Linked DNA regions of Mus musculus: region 1 is linked to region 2. Evidence: chromatin contacts called from ENCODE POLR2A ChIA-PET data. All regions are on one chromosome and are shown on one strand. The core of a region is the stretch at or near the end of the contact, and the rest is flanking DNA. Distances in the headings are between cores, read along the strand shown.

Region 1 (5,044 bases), core at 721-3,220, 66 kb after region 2:
AATGTCTTGTTTCAGTAAGGTCCAAATCCTGATTTTGGTTGCAGTTTCTTTTTAACAGATTTTTTAAAAAGATTTATTTAATGTATGTGAGTACACTGTCGCTGCCAGACCCACCTGAAAACGTCATCGGATCCCATTAGAGATGGTTGTGAGCCACTGTGTGGTTGCTGTGAATTGAACTCAGAACCGCTGGAAGAGCAGTCAGTGCTCTTAACTGTTGAGCCCTCTCTCTCCAGCCCCTTTTAACTCACTTGTTTTTGTTTTTGTGCAAGCATAGGACAGTGTTTTGGGAAGGAGTCGGGTTGAATGCAGGATGCCGGAATTGTAGGGCCATTTTGCTGGCCCCATAAAGTTTCTATCACTTTTATCTCATATTCTCTCCACTCTCTTCTGAAGTCAACTGGTTTGTTAAAGTAGTGCGGTAGTCATGCAGTTCCCATGTTAGGGGACCTTCATTGTAATCATTTCCTTTAAGGTGATTGAGTGGTTCAAGCAGGCTTGTCAACATGGATAGATGAACCTGTTTTAATTCAGGTTGGGCTTGAGTCCTAATTTCTGAGCTTTCCTTACCTTGTCTGTGGGGAGAACATGACAGTTGTGGCTTGGGGAACACTGTAGGGTGCATGATGCAGAAGTGACCCCTTCTCTCCTCTGGGGTCTTGCCTCTGGCCACTGCCCCGTGTACTTAAGTGACTCAGGCCTGCCTGGTTTTCTTCATTTCTGTGATGTCTCGCTTCTGTGCCTTGTTCTTGGGTACTGGAGAACGTTTGGGTAAACACCCTCATACTGAACTGAAGTCCTCTGTGCAGTGTGGTGAGGTGTTCTCTCATTTCCTGTGCTGATTCTGTACTTTAAATGAATGCTGAGTAGATGCTAGGAGCCAACCTTGTTCACAGATATGCCTCTTGTTCCTACAGATCTTCGTGGAGTTCACCTCTGTGTTTGACTGCCAGAAAGCCATGCAGGGTCTAACCGGTCGCAAGTTCGCCAACAGAGTGGTGGTCACAAAATACTGTGACCCTGATTCTTACCACCGTCGGGACTTCTGGTAGAGGTGGCTGGGGGAGGGTGGGGGCAGGGCTGGCTGGGGACTTTCCCCCCACCTGTCCCCTCCTCCTTTCCCCCCTCTTGAAGAAGATGGGCAGAGGAGTGACAGCCGAATGACAGCCGGCAGCAACTGGAATGGCAGCAATTAAGGGGGGTGGGGGGTGGGGGGCTAGGGCAGGAAGGGGACTGGGCAAGTGCACACAGGCCCACACAGACACATGCACCCACACAGACACAGAGGGAACGGGCTGGGATGGGGACTGTGTGCACAGCAGGGCGGGTAGGACCTCCACAGCCCCTTCCCAAACAGCCTCTTATCCCTTACACCCCTTTCCTCCTCTCTTCCCCCATGGTAGGAACATAGCGTGTTTATATTTTATGGCCAAACTATTTTGAATTTTGTTGTCTGGCCCTCAGTGCCCTGCCCTCTCCCTTTGCAGGACCACAGCTCCCGTCCTTTGGCTTCTGGTCCTTCCTGTTCTCCACCCTGGTTTCTTAAGTAGTTGGTTCTTCTCCTTAGTCTTCCTGACTCAACCCGTGGTCTCTGTCCCGCTCCCCCTCTCTGTGGCAGTTTCATATTTGCTAATACGAATTTGCTCATTAAACATTTTGTTGTATTTTACTTTATGGATCCTCATCTGTGTCCAGTGTGTCCGCCCGTCTCTTTCGGCCGAGGGTGTGGAGGGTGGCACCCAGGGAAGGAGGCAGGCCTGAGGGTCCCGCGAGGGTAGCCACAGTGGAGGCTTCAAGGCTTGGACCTTTACGCGTCTCCACTGCTGCGTAGATGCGGAAGTGACGCAAGGGCATAAGGACGCGCAGTCCCGTGCGCCGGAAATGGTGCCGGGGTGGGTTTGGTCGCGGAAGTGGAGGCTGCCGGGCGAAGTGCAGAGGGCGGGGCACGTGAGTTCATTTCCGCTTCCGGTCCGCTGCCACCTTCGGTTGCTTCCCGTCCGCTCGGCGGCTCCCCTCCCCCGCCCGGCTCTCTGCGCCCCTCCCGGGCGCCGGGGCGGCGGGGCCGTCGCTGTGCGGCCCTCCGTGCGTCTGTGCGTGCGCACGTGCGCACTTCTGCTTCCCGCAGCTCGGCGCGCGCCCCGCGACACCGAGGCCGAGCGGGGGCAGGGGGCTGACCGTCATGACCCCTGGAAGCCCGGTATAAGCGGGCCGAGGTGAGCGAGGGGCGCAATGCTGGCCTCCGTCGCGGCAAGTCCGGTGTTCCGGCCTGGGCCGTGGCGCGCGCGGGTCCAGCCAGCCTCGGAGCCGGTGTTCCAGCCGCTGATGGCTTGTGGCTGCTTTTGTACCGCTGTGCCCGGGTCGGGTTTGCCTGCCGGTGTGTGTCTTTTTTTGGGATTGTCAGTGTCCCCGTCTCGCGTGGCCCTGCTGTCTGTGTTGCTCTGCTTCTGTGTTTCTGTGTTTGTACAAAAGGGCTTGGAGATCCGAGTGCTGTTTGTGTCTTGGATTGCTCCGTGTTCCTGTCAGGATGCATGCAATGCTTGTATTTTCTGGGTTTCTGTGTCTTCATTTCCCCAGACTGGTCTCCCTCTTGGTGCATTATTTCTCTCCGGGTCATTGCTGTCGTCCCCAGGCCCAAAATTCCTTTCTAGGAACCCACTGCTTTTGCTTAGGATGTGCTTCCCAGGTTTCTGAGTCTCTGGTGTTCTGACAAGAGCTCTGGCTGTGGATTCCAAAGCCCCCGCTGCTTGCCTTGGTCTTCAGTTTTCCTAGTCTTCTAAACGGAAGCATTCATAATTCCTGCACCACAGGGTCTCTGCGCATTGGAGTGGTCCTGGTAAAGTGCCTTACAGTGTCTGGCCTGGAGTTAAGCATGTGATTATTAGTAGCTCTAGTTACTAGAGATTTTGTCTCGCTTAGTATTTGATACCAGGTTTTTGAGTCCCCCTTGGGGACTCACTATATTGTTTGTACTGTTTAATAAGAAATTCTAAATTAACTGTGGAAAATGGCCCCATTTTCAGCAGCATTTGTGAGATTTAGTATGTTTTTTTTGAACATGCTTGAAGTAGGTAGTTGGTGTTAGGATAGTGCGTCTTTAGATGCCACCCTTTTGGAAATGTTTTTTCTGATAATAATAGCAGCCAGGAGTACCGAGCGCCTACTATCTGTGGGGCACAGAACCAAGTTCTTTATGTACCCGTCTTATTTAATCAGCAAGCTTGCCGGGCAGCACCCCTCCCTTTGTTACACAGTTAGGTGAACTGAGTCACAGGGTTGTTTTGCTGGTTGCTTATGTGGCCGGGATTTGAGTGCAAATTTTGTGTTCTTTTAAGTTATATCTCTTCCCACCCCCCCCCAGCCCTGGGTGTCATGTGTGTGTTTTGTTTCAGGGTCCCTGTCTTTCTGTCCTCCCTGTCCTCCTGCCTCGCTGTATTGCTTTCTTTTTGCCCGAGTTTTGGTGTGTCTCTTCTCTTCTCTTCTCTTCTCTTCTCTTCTCTTCTCTTCTCTTCTCTTCTCTCTCTCCCCCCCTCCCTCTTTCTCTCCCTTTCTCCCTCCCTTTCTCTCCCCTCCCCCAGTCTCCTTATGTTTGTCATATGTTTGTCTTCTGGTGTCTGTCCAGGCCTGACTTGGGACCCAGCTGCTTTTTTTTTTTTTTTTTCTTTGCCTAGTTATGCCTGTTTGCAGGTGCTCCATTTTCTGGCCTGAATTCAAGGTAAAGAGCAGCCTTTCCTATTCTCCTATGTCTTCCTTCAGGTTGGATCATGGTAGGGCTCAGTAAATCTCCCTCCATGGCTTGTTGGAGAGGCACAGACTGGTGATCGGAGTCTACTCTGGACCCAGGCTGCTCCAGTTGTGAGGTGTGTGTCCCTGGGCAAGGTGCTAATGTGCCCTTGTTCCCTCCTGTGTAAAGTGGCTGTGAGTCATGGATTTGTAAGGATTGAGTTGATAGCGCAAAGGACTTAATGGGTGCCTAGAAGGATGTAAAGGTTGTGGAAGTGCTTGTTAATATTCCCCTCATTTGCTTGATTTCTGCCCTTGATGCTTTCTGACAGCTGGTCACAGCACAGGTTAGTTTATTTAGGTTAATTTAAAAGCATGAGTTTAATGGCACACACCTTTAACTCCGTACTTGGGAGGGGAGGGACACATGGATTTAGCTCTTCAAGTTCCAGGACAGTCAAGGCCATGTAGAGAGATGTTGTGTCACCCCCTCCCCCCAACCCACAAAAAAATGAGTTTATACAGGTAATATGGGTTTGATTGTTGAGTCTGCTTTTGCATTTATGATATGACCTTGACCAAGTTATTAAACTTCCATGAGGCCATTGTCTACATTCATTGTTAGATGATATGTGCCTCGTGGCACAGTTGGTATCCATTAGTGGGGACTCCTACATTTCTTATCTCTCTGCTCCCTTGAGCTTCCCTCCCTACCCTCTGGACACCTAGTCCCCTGGGCACCCCCACTCCCCAGTCTCCCACTGCCTCAGGCTATCTCCTCTGTCTCCCTACCATTTTTTTAAATCCCATCATTGGCCTCTTTTGCCATGACTCCTGTCCCAGGGTTGTTTGCTTCTCTCTTTCTTTCTTTCTTTCTTTCTTCCTTCCTTCCTTCCTTCCTTCCTTCCTTCCTTCCTTCCTTCCTTCCTTCCTTTCTTTCTTTCTTTCTTTCTTTCTTTCTTTCTTTCTTTCTTTCTTTCTTTCTTTCTTTCTTTCTTTCTCAATTTCCTTCCTGCACTGTTGATTGAATGGTTTTTCCCAGCCAGCTTCTTTGTAGAGAAAACCAAACAAATATCCTTTCTATCACTGTGGGTCTTAGGTCAACCATAGTTTCCGAATCAGACAAACAGCTTTAAAAATCACAAGAATCCACTCACAGCAACCCCTCTGGGAACAGTGACAATGACATTTGAGTTCGTGTAAGCAGCACCCTGGGGATGTGTGGCAAATCTGGTGAGGAAGGAGGAAGAGTTTGTTAGCAGGACGGGACGGGGTGCCCCCTGAGAGCTGGCTGGCTTCTACTGCAACCTGTGTAGTAGACCCT
Region 2 (5,079 bases), core at 1,647-4,146:
GACACCTGTGAGCACATCAGGGGCCTTCCCACCTCCCGGCTTTTGCACTTGCTGGTCCTTTGACCTACAATGCTTTTCCCAAGAGGACGTCTTACACTTCAAGTCTCAATCCGACACATTGTGCCCTCTGGTCTATAACAAGCTAATGTTCTCCTATACATTAATTTCTATTTTGTTGTCTGAGACAGGGTCATATGGTCCAAGCTGGCCTCAAACTCTGTAGCAGAGCCTGACCTTGAACTCCTGACTCTCCTGCCTCTGCCTCCAGTGCTAGAATTAGGAGATCGTATCACCATGCTCTCATTTTTTCTTTTTTTTTAAATTTGCTTCCCAACATCTCCCTTAGAGAACTCTTTTCTCAGAAACCGCTTACTTGCTTTCTCTTTTCTTTCTCTCTCTCTCTTTTTCTTTCTTTCTTTCTTTTCTTTCTTTTTTTTTTTTTTCTGAGACAGGGTTTCTCTGCATAGCCCTGGCTGTCTTGGAACTCACTCTGTAAACCAGGCTGGCCTTGAACTCAGAAATCCGCCTGCCTCTGCCTGGGATTAAAGGCGTGTGCCACCACTGCCTGGCAGAAACTGCTTTCTTTAACCTCTACCTGGTGCCTGATCATTTGTAGGCCTCGTTGAGTTCCCTTGAAGGCCTGTGTTCCATGTAGGGGAAATTGATCATTGTAGAATAAAGGAGGTGGGTGTACATGGACCTATTGGGTGTACACTAACATATTTTCAAGATGGTGTAAACACACGGCTGCGGGGCAAATTTACTAGCCAGGGCCATCACTAGCTGCCTTTCCCTGAGTGGAATGGAGTCCCAGTGTCTGAGCCACATGTGGCTCCCCGGACTCACCTGGTGGTGCAGCAGGCCAGTGGAGTCTCGGAATCCCTTAGGGCAGGCAGAGCATCGGTAGGGTCGTTCACCAGTGTGTGAGCGCAGGTGGTTAGCCAAGTTGAAGCTATGCTTGAAGCCCTTACCGCATCGAGGACATGCGTGGGGCTTGAGAGCCGTGTGTCGAGCAAAGTGGCGCCTCAGGTCTGATCGGTAACGGAAACTCTTGCCACATTCGCTACAGTGAAAGGGGACCCGAGGCGCAGTGGCAGATGGTGCTGGTCCTGGAGCAGCGATGGGGGCAGGAACCACAGGCAGCGAGGAGTCTTCCATGACGGAAGGTCCGGAGGTGGCTTGGGGCTTTCTCTGGAGTACAAAAGAGACACCAGTAAGAGTCACCTCTCCATTGGCCATCCCTTCCCTCGGCTCTCTTGGCTCAGAAGCAGTTGGCCCAGGTAGACTCTCAAAGTGCTAAGCCACCCCCACCACCGAGCTGCAACCACTACCCTTTAAAATTTTCCCACTCTTTACAAAGCCTCCTCGTTCTCTAACCTTCCTAGCCACGTCCACGTTGTTTTCTTCAAAAGGTGTTCTCAAGCTCTCCCTCAATCCTCTCCAAGCCTGCGCACTACAGACTAAGGCCCTCCTACTGTTGCTTGGGCGTGGGCTGCCTCTTTCAAGCCCCTCCCTCTCTTCCCTAAGCTCTTGATTCTCTTTTAAACAAGTGCCTTCACCTCGTGCTTCTAGGGAGCTCACACTAGTTCTGTAGTTTCAGAAACAAAACCTTTTTACCAATGAAATGGGAATGCCAGTGTTTCCTTCATACAGTGATGGTGTGAGCTAAGTAAAACTGTAGCAAGCTGTACAACGCACTTAGGAAAGCCGAGGCACAGGAAAGACGTAACTGAGCAGTTTGACCAAGTTCCTCTTAGTTTCTTTATTCTCATATGCTTCTTAGTTAACTTGACTTTTCTAAGTTAAATCTTCACTGAGACTTGCTTCCAAATCCCACCTAACTTCTCCTTCAAATAAGTCACATTTTTCTATAATCACCTCTACTTCGCTATTATATTCTTAGCTTGCCGCCAAGCCCCCCCCCCAAGCATTTTTACCTTCGTGATAAAAACCTGATAGTTCCACTAAAACTTTCCAAATTGCACACCTAGATCGCTGCCCCCCCCCCCGCCCCCCGTCTTGTCTTGTTGTTTTTTCTTTCTTTCTTTCTTTTTTTTTTTTTTCGAGACAGGGTTTCTCTGTATAGCCCTGGCAGTCCTGGAACTCACTTTGTAGACCAGGCTGGCCTCGAACTCAGAAATTCGCTTGCCTCTGCCTCCCAAGTGCTGGGATTAAAGGCGTGCGCAACCACCGCCCCGCTAATGCCCCCACCCCCACCCCCTTGTCAAGGTAAGCTTTTCTTTAAGTCACACCTCAGGCAAACTTCACACAACATACTCTGGGCCTCTGTTGTCTTACTGGACCCCAGTTTTCCCCTCATCTTACGAAGTTTCTTCAATTTTTCAACCAAGGCCCTTTCCCCCATTTCATGAGATTCACGCCTCTTTGCTAGGCCCCACTTTATATAAACCTCTCCATTTTCTAACCAGTCTCCACACTTTCTTGAAACCCCTCCCCTCCAACTATAAGCCACGCCTCAACAAGCTACTCCTCCAGTTCTGCCCCGCCCCGACCACCTTAAGCTCCGCCCCTCCTGCGCCCTACGGTGTCTGGTGCAGCCGGCCCCCACCCCCACCCCTGCTCGATCTTGCGAACAAGGCCCGGAAAACTGGCCCTTTGTACCCCTCTCCCTGCCCCTACAAGGTGCAGTCTCGGGCGCCCGAGTCGGGGGCAGGTCAAGCGGCCCAGGAACTAGGCAAGACCACCTTGCTTTTGCGTTGCGGAGGTCCTGGAGACCAGGCAGGCCTCCGGGGGGCCGGGAAAGTCTGTCCGCTTTCCTGTTTAATTACTTACACCTCCCTCTGGGCGCCGACATTTTGGGTAGCGGGGTCAGCGTCACTTCCACCTGAGGGGCCTCTCGACTTCCGCCTCAGCTCTCTTCTACGCCCCCCCAACCCCCCTTTACCCCTCCTTCTTGGCTTCTCTATCCCGCCCCCGCCCCGCCCTTCTGTGTTTTCCTTTCCTATTTCCAGCCGCGGAGGTTAAAGAAGCTAGGCTAGCGCCATCTTTGTTGAGGGCAGGGCAGGGGCGGGGCCTAAGTTACCCGCGGCGCCATATAGACTAAGGGCAATACTCTCAGCGTGCAGCATTTCGTAGCCCACGGTGCGGTTACAAAGAGTTAACATAGATGTGTTTAGATAAGATTGCTTTTTTTTTCTAGTCTTTGACTTCTGCTGGGAAGGATGCGGGAAGAGGGAGAAAAATCCAAGTGGTCAAACTTGTTCAGAGTTAGGAAACACCAAGCACCATTTTACTACTTTAACTCCATGGCTCTTTGAAGCTGATGGGCGCCATATTAATTAGGGGCACTTAGCAGCCATTTCCCGCTTCTCATCTATCCGGTACCTGTATTTGATTGGGTCACCGGGTTGGGAAGGCTTCGTGGGAGGAAAGGCATTTTTGCAGGTGGTTGGGGATTTTTGTGCGTTGTCACTGGGCACACGAAGGCGCCTGATACGCAGGCGCATTTGTTGCTAGCGTGTCGGGGCCTTGGGACCCAGGGCATCCTCTTTGTTCCCCGCGGGCGCTGGCAGCAGGGAAGGGAGGGAGGGGCCCCCGGCTTCCGTGCCGAGGGGCGGGGTCCAGCTCACGCTCTGCTACCTCCCACACCCCCGCCCCGCCGCCGCCTAGGGGCTGGGCCCCCTCTCTCCCGCCCCTTCCCACGCTTCGGCCCGTCGCCCCCGGCGCGCGCGCGCGTACACACGCGAGCCCAGGCAGCATGCAAATGAGGTACCCAGAGGCGGGGGGCCCGGGTGGGGGGGATGGGGGAAAGAGGGTGGTCCCGGCGCGCGCGCATAAGCGCGCACCCGGCACCTGTTCCCAGCTTCTTTGCTCTCTCCTGCGCACGTCGACCTCGCGCCCCGCCGAGCGGTCTGGGCTCGCGCGCGCAGACCCCCTTCTGGCAGCCCCTGCCACCAATGTCCCCGCGCCGCTCATTGGCCACCGTACCCTGAGGGCCCGCCCCGCTTGCGGGCTGGGCCACTCGCGCCTGACAGGCACGCGTCGTACCGGACTTGTGGGTGGGAGAGGGTCGAAGAGCCACTCTGTCACTTCATAGGTATGTTTCAGAAACTCAGCTTCTTGTCCAGGCTTCCTCATCGTGCGAACCATATGATCCTGGACAAGTTGCTTCTGTGTGGACCTCATGCTATGTGCATATTAAAAGGGGGTGCAAGTTTTGGGGGTGTAGCTCAGGCCCAGTATGTGTGAGGCCCTGATTAGGATAGCCAACACCACACACAAAACTTTAAACCAACCAAACAATAAAATAATAAAAAGAGGGGTGCAGGGTCCCCCGACAGAATCTGCTGCTAGCTGCACCTTTGACCTTTGACCCCAAGTACACTCAATTCCTACTATCCTGGGATCTTGTGGGCACTGGGGAAAGTCCTGGAGCTTTCTATTTTCTAGACTGTGCACTAAGGACATTTTTGAAGCTTCCTCATTCCTGTCGATTCTCCCAACAACCTTGGTATATTGACTTTATAGAGAAGGAAACAGACTCAGGCAAAGCCACTTGTAGAATCACATGGTGATTGTTGGCCAAACTGGATCCAAATGAAACCCTTTGAAAATGTTCCCTCAGAGGATTGCTGTGAGGCTCAACGACCAGTGCTGTAGTGCTGGCTCTTATGTTCACAGCATGTCTGGGTTAGTAGGTAAAACCAATCAAACAAACCAATAAACAAAAATCCCCGATTTCCATCTTACAAAAGACACAAATAAGCTCAGAGAAGTAAGGATCTTGGCTAAGGTCACACAAAGGAAGGGACAGACTCAGCATTTGATTTCTGGGTATATGACTTCAAAGCCCAGACTCTTAGCAACTTTCATATATATCTTTCACAAATCAATAGCTTTTGGCTAGGACTTGTCTCTCTTCATGCCCCCCCATCTCTGTGGGGAGCAGGAGCCTTTTGAGACCTTTGTGACCCAGAATTTGATGGGCTGTTTCAAGGCCTACATTCTTAGCTGGATTTTTTCAAAAATTTATTTATTTTTGGCTTGTTTTGACTTTAAAGGCTTTTTGTAGTTATGTTGATGTAATGAAAAACTATGACCATAGCAACGTATAAAGAA

The links. ChIA-PET counts read pairs that join two places held with the same protein, here RNA polymerase II (POLR2A).
Region 1: POLR2A ChIA-PET joins it to region 2 with 11 read pairs in Patski. The contact joins the promoter of Epn1 here to the promoter of Fiz1 in region 2. POLR2A ChIA-PET finds 5 or more read pairs at or near these places in 3 of 5 experiments (Patski and embryonic stem cell).

Annotation. Positions count from the first base shown.
Region 1 is chr7:5,078,265-5,083,308 of GRCm38, forward strand. It overlaps Epn1 (epsin 1), which reads left to right and starts at 1,971. Exons shown (of 12, transcript NM_010147.4): 1 at 1,971-2,213; 2 at 3,754-3,857. It overlaps U2af2 (U2 small nuclear ribonucleoprotein auxiliary factor (U2AF) 2), which reads left to right. Exons shown (of 12, transcript NM_133671.3): 12 at 918-1,681. The coding sequence ends at 1,052.
Region 2 is chr7:5,011,832-5,016,910 of GRCm38, forward strand. Fiz1 (Flt3 interacting zinc finger protein 1) reads right to left here and starts at 2,897. Exons shown (of 3, transcript NM_001110329.1): 1 at 2,794-2,897; 2 at 847-1,191. The coding sequence starts at 1,158. Zfp524 (zinc finger protein 524) reads left to right here and starts at 3,677. Exons shown (of 2, transcript NM_025324.2): 1 at 3,677-3,729.